Regions from separate parts of the Homo sapiens genome. Here all the other regions are linked to region 1. The links are chromatin contacts, found by Hi-C or POLR2A ChIA-PET in ENCODE. All regions are on one chromosome and are shown on one strand. Each heading gives the region's core, a stretch centred on a gene start or an enhancer-like site at or near the end of the contact. The rest is flanking DNA. Distances are from core to core; before and after follow the strand shown.

Region 1 (3,057 bases), core at 398-2,897:
ATGGTACAATCTTGCTCACCACAACCTCTGCCTCCTGGGTTTAAGTGATTCTCCTGCCTCAGCCTCCTGAGTAGCTGGCGCCTGCCACCACACCGGGCTAATTTTTGTATTTTTAGTAGAGACAGGGTTTTGCCATGTTGGCCAGGCTGGTCTTGAACCTCTGACCTCAGGTGATCCACCCGCCTCGGCCTCCCAAAGTGCTGGGATTACAGGCGTGAGCCACTGTGCCCGGCCTCTACAAGAAATTTTTAAAATTTAGCCAGGCGTGGGGGTGCACATCTGTACTCCAAGCTACTCGGGAGGCTGAAGTGGGAGGATCTCCTGAGCCCAGGAGTTGGAGGCTGCAGTGAGCAGTGATCGCACCACTGCATTCCAGCCTGGGTGACAGAGTGAGACCCTGACTCTAAAAATATAAATAAATAAATAAATAAATAAGTAATAAAAATATATAAAAAGGGCCAGGCGCGGTGGCTCATGACTGTAATCCCAGCACTTTGGGAGGCCAAGGCGGACAGATCACGAGGTCTGGAGATTGAGACCATCTTGACCAACATGGTGAAACCCCATCTCTACTAAAATACAATAAATAAATAAATAAATAAATAAATAAATAAATAAAAAGTAAAATAAAAATCTGCTCTTAACACACCTCCCCAAAATAACCAGACAGGCAGATGTGGTCAAACATACCTGAGGGTGAGTCCTGGAGCTCCCTGTGTCAACTCAAGCAAGCCACTTAGCAATTCTGGGCCTCAGTTTCCCCATCTGGAAAAGGGAGGTCCTCAGGGTGTTGCCATCAAAAGATGGTTGTAATGTTTCAATATAGTTCCGCATATTACACATTCAGCACAGACCCTGATTCAGGCACACACAAAAAGAACAAATATGACCAAAACAAGAATAACATAATTGTTATTAGTTTCATCGTGGTGATGGCCTCTTTCAGGCCACAATTCTCCTCTCCCACATTTACCCCCATGAGTGACCTCAGTCCCTGTTGACTCCCCAAAGCCTAGGAGAGTTTATGTCCAGCTCCATCCCCCCAATCCAGGGCCTGAGCCTCCTGAGGGCGCCAGTATGGAAGTGGAGGGGCTGTCACTTCCACCCATGTTGCTGGTTTCCTCATCTGGAAAATGGGCATGTAACAGTGTCTACCTCAAAAGGCTGCTGGGAGGATTTAACGCGAGGAGGCAGAGAAAGTGCCTGGTATACAGTAAGCGCTTAATTAGCCTTTGCCATTAATACCTATTCATGTTATAGATGAGATCCCGGGGATGGGGCTTTCGCGGAGCCTACTTCCTCCTTCCTCCTTTCTCGTCCCCACTGGACCCAGACCCAGCTTTGAAGACAGGGTCGGAGTGAAGTTTGCAACTGGGAAGGCTGCACGCCCCCATGTCCTCCCCCCAAAACCTCTAAACCCGGCCGGCAACGGCGGGAACTGGGATGTGCACCCACCGGGCATCGGAGCAGTCCCGAGGCACCAGGTGCTCCCATCCAAGTGCAGCCTGTCAAGCGCAGCCAGTCCCCGCGGCTTCTTCCTGAGGACCTCCGGCCGCGCTCCTTCCGCGCCCGCGTCCAGACTCACCCTTCCGGGGGAACACAAGCTCGAACCCGGACCCCTCCCCGCTCCCGCGGGTAGCTACTGCTTGTCCCCCGCCGAGACGCCTCCTCCCATTGGCCGCCTGAAACGCACACGCCCATTGGCAGCTGCTCTGTTCTCCCTGCTCGTCACCATTGGATTTTTTTTTTTTTGCCATGGTGGCGGCACTCTCATTGGTCCTGGGGCTCATTCGTCACTCAGCCGCGATTGGCTGAGTCGGCACCCAGATGCGCTGTCGCTTCTGCTATTGGCTGGCACTCGGTGGACGGAGACGGGGGAGGGGCTTGCGAGAGGCGGGAGGGAGAGCGAAGTGTGTGGGCAACGCGGCCGGATCCTGGAGTTCCCCTCCGTGCTGTGGAATTGGGTCAGGCGTGTACGGTCCTGACCCTAGGACACAGCTGCATGTCCTCACCTCGGTGTTCAAAGCTGCACCGGCCACCATTCAACCCTCCGACGCCCTGCCCTTTGGCTTCCCCGTTCCATCCGGTCCTGTCTCCTTTCCCTCGTTTCTACCTGGCCGACTCCATCCTGCTGACTAGAATTCCCCCTCCTTCACTCCTGGGAGGCATTCCTCGCCCACCTGCCCCAGTCCTCTTCCTGATCACCTGCAGCCCTGTCCTCTGAAGCTCCCTAGCGGTCAGGGTAGCAGCTTGGACATCCCGCCAGACGTGAATTCAAATCCCCACTCCGCAAGTCGTGCCCATTTGCTGAGAAGCCTACAGCCAGAGCGTTTCACATACATTATCTCATTTGATCCTAGCAGCAATTCCCTGTATGGCGGCTCTTATTATCCCCATTTCACAGAGGAAGAAACTCAGGCATGAAGAGGTAACAAAGACCGTCCTCTGACCCTTCTTCTGTGCCACACCATAACCACTCCTCGACTTTGTCTTTCACCTGCCCAGCCAAGTCTTAGCAAAGAAGCCTATTAAGTCATCCGCTCATCCTTGATGTCTGATCAACTTCCTCATCTTCCACTTTTTTTTTTTTTTTTTTTTAAGATGGAGTTTCGCTCTTGTCGCCCAGGCTGGAGTGCAATGCTGCGATCTCGGCTCACTGCAACCTCAGACTCCCGGATTCAAGCGATTCTCCTGCCTCAGCCTCCTGGGTAGCTGGGACAACAGGCGCCCGCCACCACGCCCGGCTAATTTTTGTATTTTTAGTAGAGATGGGATTTCACCATCTTGGCCAGGCTGGTCTCGAACTCCTGACCTCGTGATCCACCCTCCCAAAGCGCTGGGATTACAGGCGTGAGCCACCGCACCCGGCCCTTTTGTTGTTAATTTTTAAATTTTGTGGCTAATTTTTAAATTTTTGTAGAGATGGGGTCTGGCTATGTTGCCCAGGCTGGTCTTGAACTTCTGGCCTCAAGCAATCATCCTGCCTTGGCTTTCCAAAGTGCTGGGATTACAGATGTGAGCTAAGACACCCAGCTCCATGGAGTTGGTCTTAACTGC
Region 2 (3,057 bases), core at 309-2,808, 760 kb after region 1:
TGCGGTGGCTCAAGCCTGTAATCCCAACACTTTGGGAGGCTGAGGCAGGCGGATCATGAGGTCAGGAGTTCGAGACCAGCCTGCCCAACATAGTGAAACCCTGTCTACTAAAAATACAAAAAAATTAGCCGGGTATGCTGGCAGGTGACTGCACCATAAAAAATGTTCAAGATTAAACAGGGGGACGGTGAGGTAACCCAGAAATAAGCAACAGCAGAAAGCGCCACCACCACAAAACCAGGAGAGGAAGATGTGGTTTCTGGAGCCTGGGAGCTGGTGAGAGCCAGAAACTCATAGGAGGGAAAGAAGTGCTGCAGACATGGTCCCCAGCAGAGCGAGGCGGGGAAGAGCCCAGCCTGTCCCCCGCTCCAGGCTCTATCTCCCACCAGTGCCTCCCACGGGCTGAGCCCAACAGGGACAGGCTGATGAAGCCCAGGCAATGGTGCCTTACTGGGTGGATCGAAGGAGGGACAGGGTTGGCCCAGGGGTGACACGACACTGGGGTGGTTAGGTCCACAAACGTGGCTCATGCCTGTAATCCCAGTACCTTGGGAAGCTGAGGCAGGAGGATTGCTTGAGCCCAGGAGTTCAAGAGCAGTCTGGGCAACATAGCAAGACCCCATCTCTAAAAAACGTTTTTAAATTTCTGGGCTCAGTGGCTCATGCCTATAATCCCAGCACTCTGGGAGGCCGAGGCAGGCGGATCACCTGAGGTCAGGAGTTCAAAACCAGCCTAGCCAAAATGGCAAAACCCCGCCTCTACTAAAAATACAAAAATTAGTTGGGTGTGGTGGCGCATGCCTGTAATCCCAGCTACTTGGGAGGCTGAGGCAGGAGAATCGCTTGAACTCGGGAGGCCGAGGTTGCACTGAGCCAAGATCGCACCACTGCACTCCAGCCTGACAGAGCGAGACACTGCGTCAAAAAAACAGACAACAACAACAGAAAAAGTTTTAAAATTACCAGCCGGATGCGATGGCGCACACCTGTAGTCCCAGATACTTGGAGGCTGAGGTGGGAAGATCTCTTGAGTCCAGCACTTTGGGAGGCCAAGGTGGGCGGATCACCTGAGGTTGGGGGTTTGAGACCAGCCTGACCAACATGGAGAAACCCCATCTCTACTAAAAATACAAAATTAGCTGGGTGTGGCGGCGCATGCCTGTAATCCCAGCTACGCGGGAGGCTGAGGTAGGAGAATTGCTTGAACCTGGGAGGAAGAGGTTGCGGTGAGCCGAGATTGCACCATTGCACTCCAGCCTGGGAAACTCTGTCTCAAAAAAACAAAACAAAACACAACAAAAACCCAAAAAGAGCAGACTGACCAGGCCGTCTGGGTTCATAACCTGGCTCTGCCACTGACTCGCTGGGTGACAGGCACCTCAGAGCCTCAGTTTCCCCACCTGACAATGGAGACAAAGCTAATCTCCCCCTCCCCAGGGGCTCTGGAAGTGGGGCAGGATGGGGCTGCGCAGGCGCTCGGAGACAAAGGCAGGGCCTGTCATCTTTCCTGCGTCCACGGGGTGGCACTTCCTTCCTGCCTTCCGCCTTTTGTTTTGGGACGCTTCCAAAACGCCCCTGGGAGGGAAAACTGAGCAGCCCACACAGGAAGCGTCCTGGAGCCTGCACACAGGCGCTCGATAATTGCTCGATTGACGAAATTGGTGCTCAACCAAGTGGCAAACAGGATAAGCGGGCTCAGATGGCCAGGAAAACGGGAGGGCCTGGGAGGTGGCGGCTCGAGGGTGCTGAGACTGAGACGGGAGGGTGGGCAGGACCGGGGTGCATCCCCAGGCAGGGGTGGGGACTGGGAGCACAGCATGGGTGGGGCATGGCCCAGAGGAGAGGCCAGAGGTGATGGAAGGTTCTGGTATTCGGCCTTGGCTGCTGCATTGGGAGCTTGTATCAGAGCTTTGAGGGTGACACAGACATGCAGACATTCAGTTTCCTGACAATCCATCGTTCTGCCCCGATGGTCGCCAAAGGGAGGGAGGGTTGACAGCCACCCATTTTACAGAGAGAAATAGGAGGCTCGGGTCACTGTGGCTGGATTCTGATCCTCGCCGGTTCCAGTTCTCTGGCTCAGAACGGGGCCCTGGTAAAATGCGCTGCTGGCTCCCTGGTCTATAGGCTCAGCACCCACCCACCCACCCACTTGTCCTGCAGGGCTGGGGGCAGCCTGCAGCTTGGGGAACGCCACCCCTGCAGGCTGGTGGTCCTGTCCTGTCTCCGCAGGCTCAACAGCTCTGGCCAGGACAGGGTGGAAGGTGGGAGGAATTTGTCCCACTCCCAGCAAGTCTGACACCCACAACTAGTGTCCCCTGCTGTCCCTCCCCTTCTCCTGTCCCCAGGCCGTTCCCCTTCCAGCAGCCCGAGGCATCCCAGACCACAGCTGTCTGCAGTGAGTCAGCCTGGAGCCTCTGGGCTGAGCCGCGGCTGCCAGAGGGAGGTGGGGAGAGGGGTGCAGGCTGCCCTGCCCTGCAGCTGGCCCTGGCCTAATCCCCTCCCCGCTCCCCAGTCTGGGGTCAGCACCCTCCTCCCTTGCAGGCAGTGATTTTCCGTGATGATGAAGGAATAAAAAAGCCACGGAGGGTTCTGAGTGGGAGTCCCTGGTCCCCATCACCCCACTGAGCATGGCCGCTGGGGTTTCCTGGCAACTTTCTGCTCCATCCGGAGCCGTCCCTCCCCTGGGCTGGGCTGCTCTGGGGCTGTTCCTGGGATGGGGAGCGGGGAGCTTGGGAGTAAATAGTGACATCAGCCACCTAGACAGGCGGGGCCACTGTGTCAAGGGGCCATGTCAGGTTCCCTTCTCCCAGAGCTGGGGCTTGTCTTGGAATTGGAAAATCCTCCCCACATTGCCCTGTGGACTGCAGGCCTGGCGTGATCAAGGACCCCTGCCCTCCTGCCATCCCCCTTGGTCTCCTCCATGCCAGCCTTGCTGTTTCCCCTGCCTGGCTCACAGTCTCCACACCTTTATCCCCTGGGGGCTCAAGTCTGGGACAAATGACACCTCCTCCCTGGGCCTCCCACAGAGCCACAGAGCGTCACCCCCCACCACCC
Region 3 (3,057 bases), core at 212-2,711, 710 kb after region 1:
CTTAACTGCCAAAAATTCTTATCATCAATTTCTTCTTCTGGGTTGGGCACAGTGGCTCATGCCTGTAAAGCCAGCAATTTGAGAGGCATCATGATGCAAGAGGAAGAGGATTGAGTGAAGCTAGGAGTTTGGGACCAGCCTGGGCAACATAGTGAGACCCCATCTATAAAAAAAAATTAAAAATTAGTTGGGCATGGTGGTGCACTCCTGTGGTCCTAGCTATTCAGGAGGCTGAGGTGGGAGGATTCCTTGAGCCCAGGGTTGACGCTGCAGAGAGCTGTGATCACGCCACTGCAGTCCAGCCTGAGTGACAGCTGGAAATAATGATAAATAAATAATAAATAATTATTTAAAAAATTATAATAAAAATAATTAAAAAATTATTTTCCCTGATTAATCTTTTTTTTTGTCCTTCTGAGAGTTCAATTTGTCCCTTTTCTGCCTGGTCTCCTAGGTTTCCCTAAAATCCTGCTGAGAGGTTAGCACTGCCTGCCAAAGTCAGTTTGCAAAATCCCAGAGAAATCCAGCTTATTCCTGGGGGAACCGCCAAGACTGCCCAGCCCTGTGTGGGGTTCAGGCAAGTTTCTCACATGTGCCTTTTTGGCAAGAGGCCTCTGGCAACCCCATGAGTCCCCAAAGAGACTCAATTCTAAAAGTTGGTCTCCACCAGCTCTCTGTGGCTTAGGGGTTCAAGTTCAACTGTGAAAGCCCTGTTTTGTTTTGATTTTGCTTTGAGGGAGAGGAAACCGCCCTTCTGTTTGTTCAACTCCTTCTCCTAAGGGGAGAAATCAATATTTACGTCCAGACTCCAGGTATCCGTACAATTGATTTTTCAGATGTTTATACTCAGCCAAAGGCGGGATCCCACAAAACAAAAAATATTTTTTTGGCTGTACTTTTGTGAAGATTTTATTTAAATTCCTGATTGATCAGTGTCTATTAGGTGATTTGGAATAACAATGTAAAAACAATATACAACGAAAGGAAGCTAAAAATCTATACACAATTCCTAGAAAGGAAAAGGCAAATATAGAAAGTGGCGGAAGTTCCCAACATTTTTAGTGTTTTCCTTTTGAGGCAGAGAGGACAATGGCATTAGGCTATTGGAGGATCTTGAAAGGCTGTTGTTATCCTTCTGTGGACAACAACAGCAAAATGTTAACAGTTAAACATCGAGAAATTTCAGGAGGATCTTTCAGAAGATGCGTTTCCAATTTTGAGGGGGCGTCAGCTCTTCACCGGAGACCCAAATACAACAAATCAAGTCGCCTGCCCTGGCGACACTTTCGAAGGACTGGAGTGGGAATCAGAGCTTCACGGGTTAAAAAGCCGATGTCACATCGGCCGTTCGAAACTCCTCCTCTTGCAGTGAGGTGAAGACATTTGAAAATCACCCCACTGCAAACTCCTCCCCCTGCTAGAAACCTCACATTGAAATGCTGTAAATGACGTGGGCCCCGAGTGCAATCGCGGGAAGCCAGGGTTTCCAGCTAGGACACAGCAGGTCGTGATCCGGGTCGGGACACTGCCTGGCAGAGGCTGCGAGCATGGGGCCCTGGGGCTGGAAATTGCGCTGGACCGTCGCCTTGCTCCTCGCCGCGGCGGGGACTGCAGGTAAGGCTTGCTCCAGGCGCCAGAATAGGTTGAGAGGGAGCCCCCGGGGGGCCCTTGGGAATTTATTTTTTTGGGTACAAATAATCACTCCATCCCTGGGAGACTTGTGGGGTAATGGCACGGGGTCCTTCCCAAACGGCTGGAGGGGGCGCTGGAGGGGGGCGCTGAGGGGAGCGCGAGGGTCGGGAGGAGTCTGAGGGATTTAAGGGAAACGGGGCACCGCTGTCCCCCAAGTCTCCACAGGGTGAGGGACCGCATCTTCTTTGAGACGGAGTCTAGCTCTGTCGCCCAGGATGGAGTGCAGTGGCACGATCTCAGCTCACTGCAACCTCCGCCTCCCGGGTTTAAGCGAGTCTCCTCTCTCAGCCTCCCGAATAGCTGGGATTACAGGCGCCCAACCACCACGCCCGCCTAATTTTTGTATTTTTAGTAGAGACGGGTTTTCACCATTTTGGCCAGGCTGGTCTCGAACCCCGACCTCAGGTGATCTGCCCAAAAGTGCTGGGATTACAGGCGTCAGCCACCGCGCCCGGCCGGGACCCTCTCTTCTAACTCGGAGCTGGGTGTGGGGACCTCCAGTCCTAAAACAAGGGATCACTCCCACCCCCGCCTTAAGTCCTTCTGGGGGCGAGGGCGACTGGAGACCCGGATGTCCAGCCTGGAGGTCACCGCGGGCTCAGGGGTCCCGATCCGCTTTGCGCGACCCCAGGGCGCCACTGCCATCCTGAGTTGGGTGCAGTCCCGGGATTCCGCCGCGTGCTCCGGGACGGGGGCCACCCCCTCCCGCCCCTGCCCCCGCCCCTTTGGCCCGCCCCCCGAATTCCATTGGGTGTAGTCCAACAGGCCACCCTCGAGCCACTCCCCTTGTCCAATGTGAGGCGGTGGAGGCGGAGGCGGGCGTCGGGAGGACGGGGCTTGTGTACGAGCGGGGCGGGGCTGGCGCGGAAGTCTGAGCCTCACCTTGTCCGGGGCGAGGCGGATGCAGGGGAGGCCTGGCGTTCCTCCGCGGTTCCTGTCACAAAGGCGACGACAAGTCCCGGGTCCCCGGAGCCGCCTCCGCGACATACACGAGTCGCCCTCCGTTATCCTGGGCCCTCCTGGCGAAGTCCCCGGTTTCCGCTGTGCTCTGTGGCGACACCTCCGTCCCCACCTTGTCCTGGGGGGCGCCCTCGCCCCACCAGCCCCGATCAAGTTCACAGAGGGGCCCCCGGCCACCCTCAAGGCCTCGGTTCCTTACGAGGTTGAAACGTTGCCTCAGAATCTCCCCGCCCCTCCTTGGTCTGCAGCCGAGATCTTCAGCCACGGTGGGGCAGCTATCCCCCGGGACCGACCCCCTGGGGTGGCCTCGCTTCTTCAGAGGCTGTGAATGGCTTCGGTTCAGCTGTCCAAGCGGCGATTTTTCCTCTGGGTGAAATGGATTAGATTTTAGATTTCCACAAGAGG
Region 4 (3,057 bases), core at 311-2,810, 550 kb before region 1:
AAAAAATGTTCTATTAAAACTTAAACTTTTTTTGTTTTTTGAGATGGAGTCTCGCTCTGTCACCTACGCTGGAGTGCAGTGGTGCGATCTCGGCTCACTGCAACCTCCGCCTTCCAGGTTCAAGTAATTCTCCTGTCTCAACCACCCGAGTAGCTGGAATTAAAGGTGCCCACTATCACGCCTGGCTAATTTTTGTATTTTTAGTAAAGACAGGGTTTCACCATGTTGGCCAGGCTGGTCTCGAACTCCTGACTTCAGGTTATCCACCCACCTCGGCCTTCCAAAGTGCTGGGATTACAGGTGTGAGCCACCGAGCCTGGCTTGAGTGCTTTATGTGGATTAATTTATTTAATGTTCACATCAAACAGAAGGATGTAATTGCTTATCCCCGCTTTGCAGATTGGGAAACCGAAGTACAGAGTAACGTTAAGTAATCAGTTCAAGGTCGCATAGCAAGTGTCAGTCCCAGGCTTTAAACCCAAGTCTGGCTCCAGACTTCTCTTAGCCTTCTACTGCATCCTGCGTCTAATTTGTTGTGGGCAGGTTTCCCTATGAGTTCACTTCACTGAGCCTCATTCTTTTTAACGGTCACATAGGGTTCTATGCTAGGTGAACTGTAGTTGCACCCTTTGCTGTCAGTGTCTTCAACTCCCATATCTACCCACAGTTCCCCAACTCTGGGTCCCCAAATACCTCCCCTGTGTCCCACGGGCTCTGCAGACTCTATTTTAAGTTGGCTAAAACTGAGCCCATCTCCTCCCACCTGCACCTCCTCCGTGTTCTTATATGAATGTCAATGTCGGCACCCACTGGTCACCCAGGATGGAGGAAGGAGCCAGACTGCGAGGGAATAAAGGAAGTAAGCAGGTTCCAAAGGACGTGGAAGGCCTTTGGGTCCAGAGCCTAGGGAAAAGTTGAGCCCTGCAAAAAATAAAAGAGGCTGGGTTAGCTTTGGACATCTGTGGGAAACAGGTGGGAAGAGGGAGGATGGAGGAGCCAAATTTAAGCATCGGGTACTTAGGTGCTCATCTCCAAGGCAACTGCATTGCTATGGCAACAGCAGAGGCAGCACCGCCCCGCCCAAGTACCTCCTGGACCGCCGTTACCTCTGCACCAGCCAGACTCTTCCGCATGGGAGGGCTGGGGGCTTGCGGACCTCCGGGAACAGCTCAGGCAGGCGGGAGTTGCTGCGGCATTAGCCAATCCATAAGCTCTATCCCGCCTGGGTGGGCTCTGCGGCGACGCGCGCCAAGAAGGGGTCGGGAGTTTTTTGGCGCTCGCTAAAGGGCGTTGAGAAGGGCGGGCCCGCGTCGCTTCGGACCACTCAGGAGCCGAGGAGAGCGAGTGGGCGGGGCCAGGCTGAGGCTGGCCGGGGGCGGGGCGCAGGGATAACGTGGGAGGGTCCGCCCAGCCTTTCTTCTACCCAATAGAAGGCCAGAAAGCCAATCCGGACCGTTAGGGAGCCCAATGGGCGTCGCCGCCAGGCCCCGTTGCAGAGCGCGTCTAGCCAATAGGCAGCGGCGGCGGGCGGGCGCGGGCGACAGGCGGCGCAGCTGAGGCGGAGCAGGCGCTGCGGCAGGAGGGAAGATGGCGGACGAGGAGAAGCTGCCGCCCGGCTGGGAGAAGCGCATGAGCCGCAGCTCAGGTGCCGCGGGGGTCGGGGCTGGGGCGGGACTGCGCGGGCCCGCGTAAGCAGGGCTCGAGCTCGCCCCTTGGGCGCGGCGGCAGCGCTGCCTCCCTCCCATGGGGTCCTGGCTCTTCCGCGTCGTCCCCGGGGTAACGGCCCCGGCCCGCCCTGTTGTGGGGACTGCGAGCCTCAGGAGCCGCCGGGAAGCCTGAGGAAGCTGAGGCAGGGGGCTGGGCGGGTGAGGGTCCGGGGAGTCCGGGGCGATGGCCCTGGCCCTGCCGGCCCGGCTGATACCTCTCGGCCTAATGCACCTGACACCCCGGGGGACGTCTCTGCACCTTGCTGGGCCCGGGGGCACCCCTGGGAGGGAGACACCCCAGTACCCTGCAAAGGGCGTAGGGTGTTGCCCGGCCTCGGGTCCACAACCTACCCCTGCTAACACCCCTACTGTGTACACCTAATGCTGAGTCTGCGACATCGCCCGTGACATTCTGCCAGACGATGGCCCCTGTGCTTAGGCCCGATTTAAGGGTTAGCCACAATGATAATATTGCCAGTAACAGGGCATGTTTTTCTCTGTGTCAAGCGCTTTAAGTTCTCTCTGAATTGCCGCAACTCTGGGAGCCAGGTAGTTATTACTTCCACCTTACCAGCAAGGAAACTGAGGTCAGAAAACTGAAGGAACTCGTCCAAGATCATTCATTTCAGGGGCCGGGGGTTGGATTAGGACCTAGGCAGTTTGCCTACAAATCCCCCTCCCCGTGTCACTGCAAACTCCTGAGGAGCAGGCCCAGCATCTGTGGGCAGGTCCCGAGTCACTCTGCTGCCTCTAGAGCCCATAGCAATCGCATTTGCAATAATAATTCTCCTTGGTTGAGTGCCAGGTTCTGGTGAACTGTTTGGATACATGGACTCTCCTCATTAACCCCATGAGGTTTGATCTCCTTATTCTCTATTCCCCATTTTTCAGATGAGAAAACTGAGGTGCAGGGAGATTAGAGCCCATTGCCAAGGTTTTAGAGTGAGTCAGTAGCTCAGCTGCATTTGCACCTGGAACCCGCGCTCTCGCCCACCCTGCTCTAGCCCTGGCCTGTGGCTGGGACCTCCAGCATAAACCGGATGCTCTGCCCAGCTCTGGGCCCATTTCTGCTGTTTCTGCTCAGTTCAACCCTGATGGCTTCCTTTATGGGTGACACTCCATGTCACCCAGGCGAACTGTCAGCCTTTGGAGTGGCACCCAGTAGGGTCTTTACTTCCAGTTTCTTGTTCACAGTCTTCACTCCTTCATACCCCTCACTCCCTGGGTAACATCGGGCCACCAGTAATGCTGGTTCCTAGCTCTGCAACACCATGCACGGTGTAGTAGCTAAGAGCAGAGCTTTCGGGTGTGAAGTACCTGAGTACAGTTCCTGCCTTCCCCTGTGTGTGCC
Region 5 (3,057 bases), core at 240-2,739, 550 kb after region 1:
GGCATGAGCCACCCCGCACCCGGCAGTTTTTGTATTTTTGGTAGAGACGGGGTTTCCCCATGTTAGCCAGGCTGGTCTTGAACTCCTCAGGTTATCTGCCCACCTCGGCCCCCTTAAGTGCTGGGATTACAGGCAGGAGCCACTGCGCCCAGTCCATCTTTGGTCTTCTGCATATGCTGTTCCCTGTGCCTGGAACATATACTCCTGCTTCCCTACCCTATTCCCCAGGGAAGCCTTCTGTCTCCTTTAGGTCTCAGCCAATTCCTCACCTCCCCCAGGAGGCCTTTCTCTAACCCACCAGATTGTGTGTGTCCCCTGTGTTCCCATAGTCCCGATCCATAACCAGTCCCACCATAACCCTTTGAGAGCACCACAGTTCGTTCACCAGCACCCACCATCACCAGCACCCTGCCCAGGGGAAGAGTGGCTGAACCCTGAGCATAACTCTGAGCCCCATCCCACCTGCCTCCCCAGCCTGACCTGTGAGGTGTCCACGTCAAAGAAGCTCTGATAGTAGCTGAAGGTCCAGAATCCCGGCTGCTGCTGCTGCTGCTGCTCCTGCAGGAGCTGCACATTGCGGGCATTCAGTGCCTGCCCGGAGAGCCTGGGTCAGCTGGGGGCTGCAAGGAGGCAGGACACAGGGACTCACCGCGGCCTTGTCACTCTCCTCCTCCACCTCATCCTCGGCTCCATAGCTGCCACCTGAGCCCACGGCCACAGCCACGTGCCCTTGTGGGGTCAGCTGATCGCTTCTGCTGGTGGTGGCTGCATCTGGGGTGTCAGCCAGAAGATTAGTGGCCTCCTCGAATTCTGTGGAGGAGGTATATGGGACACACGCACGTTTGAGGGGTGGAAAGAACTCGACTGGGCCCAAGCTAAACCGATGCTCATCTGGGGGCGGAGGCTCTGCTGAGCCATTGATCTCCCCCAAGGTGGGGCCCAACTTCCTCAGTTTGGAGGCATCCGGAGGACATCTGTTCCCTTCCTCCTAAAGTGGAACTGCAACTTAGGGTTGACGCTGGGATGGGGTCAGGGTCTGGGGACGAGAGGCTCGGGTTTGAGGTCTGAGTTCAGGGCGGGGGCGGGGTTCGAGTCAGAGATGGGTCTCACTCCTGGGTCAGGGTTCACAGCCGCCTAGGCTTCGGGGTAGAGAAATTGGAAGCCGTATCGGGGGGAGGTTCTGGCCCGGGGCGGGAGTGGGAGATCCGGCCACGTCGGGGCCGCACTCACCATGGAAGGTCAGCTCGTCGGCCGATGCCATGGTCGTTCAGGGGCGTCTCCGCATCCCTCGCTGAGGACAGAGACCGGTCAGGCACACTTCCCCCCCGCCCCCGAGCCGGTCCCTCGGCCCCCAGCCCTACCTGGCGACCAACTGCACCCACGGAGGCTTGAACTCGTCGTCCCGTCCCCACAGGTGCGCTCCGCCCCCCCTCACCTGAGGCCACCTGGGCCGGCGTGGCTGGGGCTCTCTGCGCCTGCGCGTCTCGCCTACCCGTCAGACTCCAACCGACTCAGACCTGACAGCAACATCCGGCGCCTGTCCTCTTTCTATCCTCTCCCGTTGGGAAGCCACTTCCGGTAAAGTTGGCGCTTGCGCAGAAGAGACTCCCGGGCTCTTAACGTCGGGTATCAGGAGTTTCTTCCCGGAGCAAGGACCCCCAAGACGGAAGAGGATGGCCGCGGCGGCTCTGAGGAGATTTTGGTCCCGGCGCCGCGCAGAGGCGGGCGACGCGGTAGTGGCGAAGCCGGGAGTGTGGGCGCGGCTGGGTGAGTAGCGGCGGAAGGCGGCAGGGTGGGTGGCCGCCGCGACAGGGTGGGTGGCCGCCGCGGCCGGATCACTCTTACCGCGCTCCTCTCCCCTCAGGGTCCTGGGCCCGCGCGCTGCTCCGGGACTACGCCGAGGCCTGCAGGGACGCTTCGGCGGAGGCTAGGGCCCGGCCGGGGCGCGCCGCTGTGTATGTGGGTCTGCTGGGCGGCGCGGCGGCCTGCTTCACGCTGGCGCCCAGCGAGGGTGCCTTCGAGGAGGCGCTGCTGGAGGCGTCGGGGACCCTCCTGCTGCTGGCGCCGGCCACCCGCAACCGCGAGTCCGAAGCCTTCGTGCAGAGGCTGCTCTGGCTGCGGGGCCGTGGCCGCCTGCGCTACGTCAACCTGGGGCTCTGCTCGCTGGTGTACGAGGCGCCCTTCGACGCCCAGGCCAGCCTCTACCAGGCGCGTTGCCGCTACCTGCAGCCCCGCTGGACCGACTTCCCCGGCCGGGTCCTGGACGTGGGCTTCGTGGGTCGCTGGTGGGTGCTGGGGGCCTGGATGCGCGACTGCGACATCAACGACGACGAATTCCTGCACCTGCCGGCGCATTTGCGGGTGGTCGGGCCCCAGCAGCTGCATTCCGAGACCAACGAGCGGCTCTTCGATGAGAAGTACAAGCCTGTCGTGCTCACCGACGATCAGGTGGACCAGGCGCTGTGGGAGGAGCAGGTCTTGCAGAAGGAGAAGAAGGACAGGCTCGCCCTGAGCCAGGCCCACTCGCTGGTGCAGGCGGAGGCCCCGAGATGAAACCCTGAGGCCCCCGAGTCCTGGCAAACTGCTTGCCTGGGGTGGTGCAGTTCTGAGTGTGCCTCACCTGCAGAACAGCTGAGACAGATGATGTGCAAAGTGTTTTCTCACTGGATTTGCACAAGTTTGGGGAGCCTTTCTGCCCCCCGTCTTTGTTCTTTATTAGCTGAAGCTAATTCAGAGCCACCTGGGTCCGGGAGTTGGGGACAGCAGAACGACTTGACACATGTTCATCACTGGCAGAGCTGGTCATGAGCCTTTTATATAAGCCTTTTTCATCGGGCCTCAGAGGCCCTCCTTAAGGAGGTACCACATTGGTCAGCTGACTTGCAAACTCTTCTAAGGCCACTTAGATTTTCTTTTTCAAGTTTGGGTTGTGGCCTGGCATGGTGATGTCTGTAATCCCAGCAGTTTGCAAACTGAGGCAAGAGAATCGCTTGAGGCCAGGAGTTTGAGGCCAGCTAGAGTGACATAGCAAGACTCCGATGCTACAAAAAAGAATAA

The links. A loop is a pair of places that touch in the nucleus more often than their neighbours do. ChIA-PET counts read pairs that join two places held with the same protein, here RNA polymerase II (POLR2A). Pooled maps may share reads with other maps.
Region 2: POLR2A ChIA-PET joins it to region 1 with 10 read pairs in activated B cell. The contact joins the enhancer-like site here to the promoter of TYK2 in region 1. POLR2A ChIA-PET finds 5 or more read pairs at or near these places in 3 of 52 experiments (WTC11, activated B cell and activated naive CD4-positive, alpha-beta T cell).
Region 3: a pooled map shows a loop between it and region 1 (4-fold over the local background). The contact joins the promoter of LDLR here to the promoter of TYK2 in region 1. A Hi-C loop is called at or near these places in 1 of 50 pooled maps. POLR2A ChIA-PET finds 5 or more read pairs at or near these places in 2 of 52 experiments (PC-9 and activated T-cell).
Region 4: a pooled map shows a loop between it and region 1 (5-fold over the local background). The contact joins the promoter of PIN1 here to the promoter of TYK2 in region 1. A Hi-C loop is called at or near these places in 7 of 50 pooled maps. POLR2A ChIA-PET finds 5 or more read pairs at or near these places in 2 of 52 experiments (CD4-positive, alpha-beta T cell and CD8-positive, alpha-beta memory T cell).
Region 5: a loop to region 1 is called in a pooled map, with 4 times the contacts of the local background. The contact joins the promoter of YIPF2 here to the promoter of TYK2 in region 1. A Hi-C loop is called at or near these places in 1 of 50 pooled maps. POLR2A ChIA-PET finds 5 or more read pairs at or near these places in 2 of 52 experiments (CD4-positive, alpha-beta T cell and Panc1).

The regions. Positions count from the first base shown.
Region 1 is chr19:10,378,925-10,381,981 of GRCh38, forward strand. TYK2 (tyrosine kinase 2) reads right to left here and starts at 1,648. Exons shown (of 25, transcript NM_003331.5): 1 at 1,456-1,648; 2 at 691-855. RefSeq lists enhancers at 1,546-1,705, 1,614-2,277.
Region 2 is chr19:11,136,349-11,139,405 of GRCh38, forward strand. No RefSeq gene overlaps it. Among named protein-coding and RNA genes, the nearest start is that of SPC24, 18 kb to the right of the region's middle. Within about 2 kb of position 1,559, at least 33 of the 41 ENCODE cell types and tissues checked have a DNase peak (open chromatin) inside an H3K27ac peak, as active enhancers do.
Region 3 is chr19:11,088,002-11,091,058 of GRCh38, forward strand. LDLR (low density lipoprotein receptor) reads left to right here and starts at 1,462. Exons shown (of 18, transcript NM_000527.5): 1 at 1,462-1,614. The coding sequence starts at 1,548. It overlaps LDLR-AS1 (LDLR antisense RNA 1), which reads right to left and starts at 1,658. Exons shown (of 1, transcript NR_163945.1): 1 at 1,067-1,658. RefSeq lists enhancers at 1,716-2,311, 2,312-2,905, 2,623-2,802 and a silencer at 2,293-2,552.
Region 4 is chr19:9,833,758-9,836,814 of GRCh38, forward strand. It overlaps PIN1 (peptidylprolyl cis/trans isomerase, NIMA-interacting 1), which reads left to right and starts at 1,561. Exons shown (of 4, transcript NM_006221.4): 1 at 1,561-1,645. The coding sequence starts at 1,588. PIN1-DT (PIN1 divergent transcript) reads right to left here and starts at 1,258. Exons shown (of 2, transcript NR_183873.1): 1 at 1,107-1,258; 2 at 322-921. RefSeq lists silencers at 1,263-1,602, 1,633-1,852.
Region 5 is chr19:10,927,150-10,930,206 of GRCh38, forward strand. YIPF2 (Yip1 domain family member 2) reads right to left here and starts at 1,490. Exons shown (of 10, transcript NM_001321439.2): 1 at 1,362-1,490; 2 at 1,231-1,291; 3 at 650-810; 4 at 481-567. The coding sequence starts at 1,261. It overlaps TIMM29 (translocase of inner mitochondrial membrane 29), which reads left to right and starts at 1,662. Exons shown (of 2, transcript NM_138358.4): 1 at 1,662-1,767; 2 at 1,865-3,057. The coding sequence starts at 1,674. The coding sequence ends at 2,553. RefSeq lists enhancers at 121-823, 824-1,524 and silencers at 1,738-2,017, 2,058-2,107.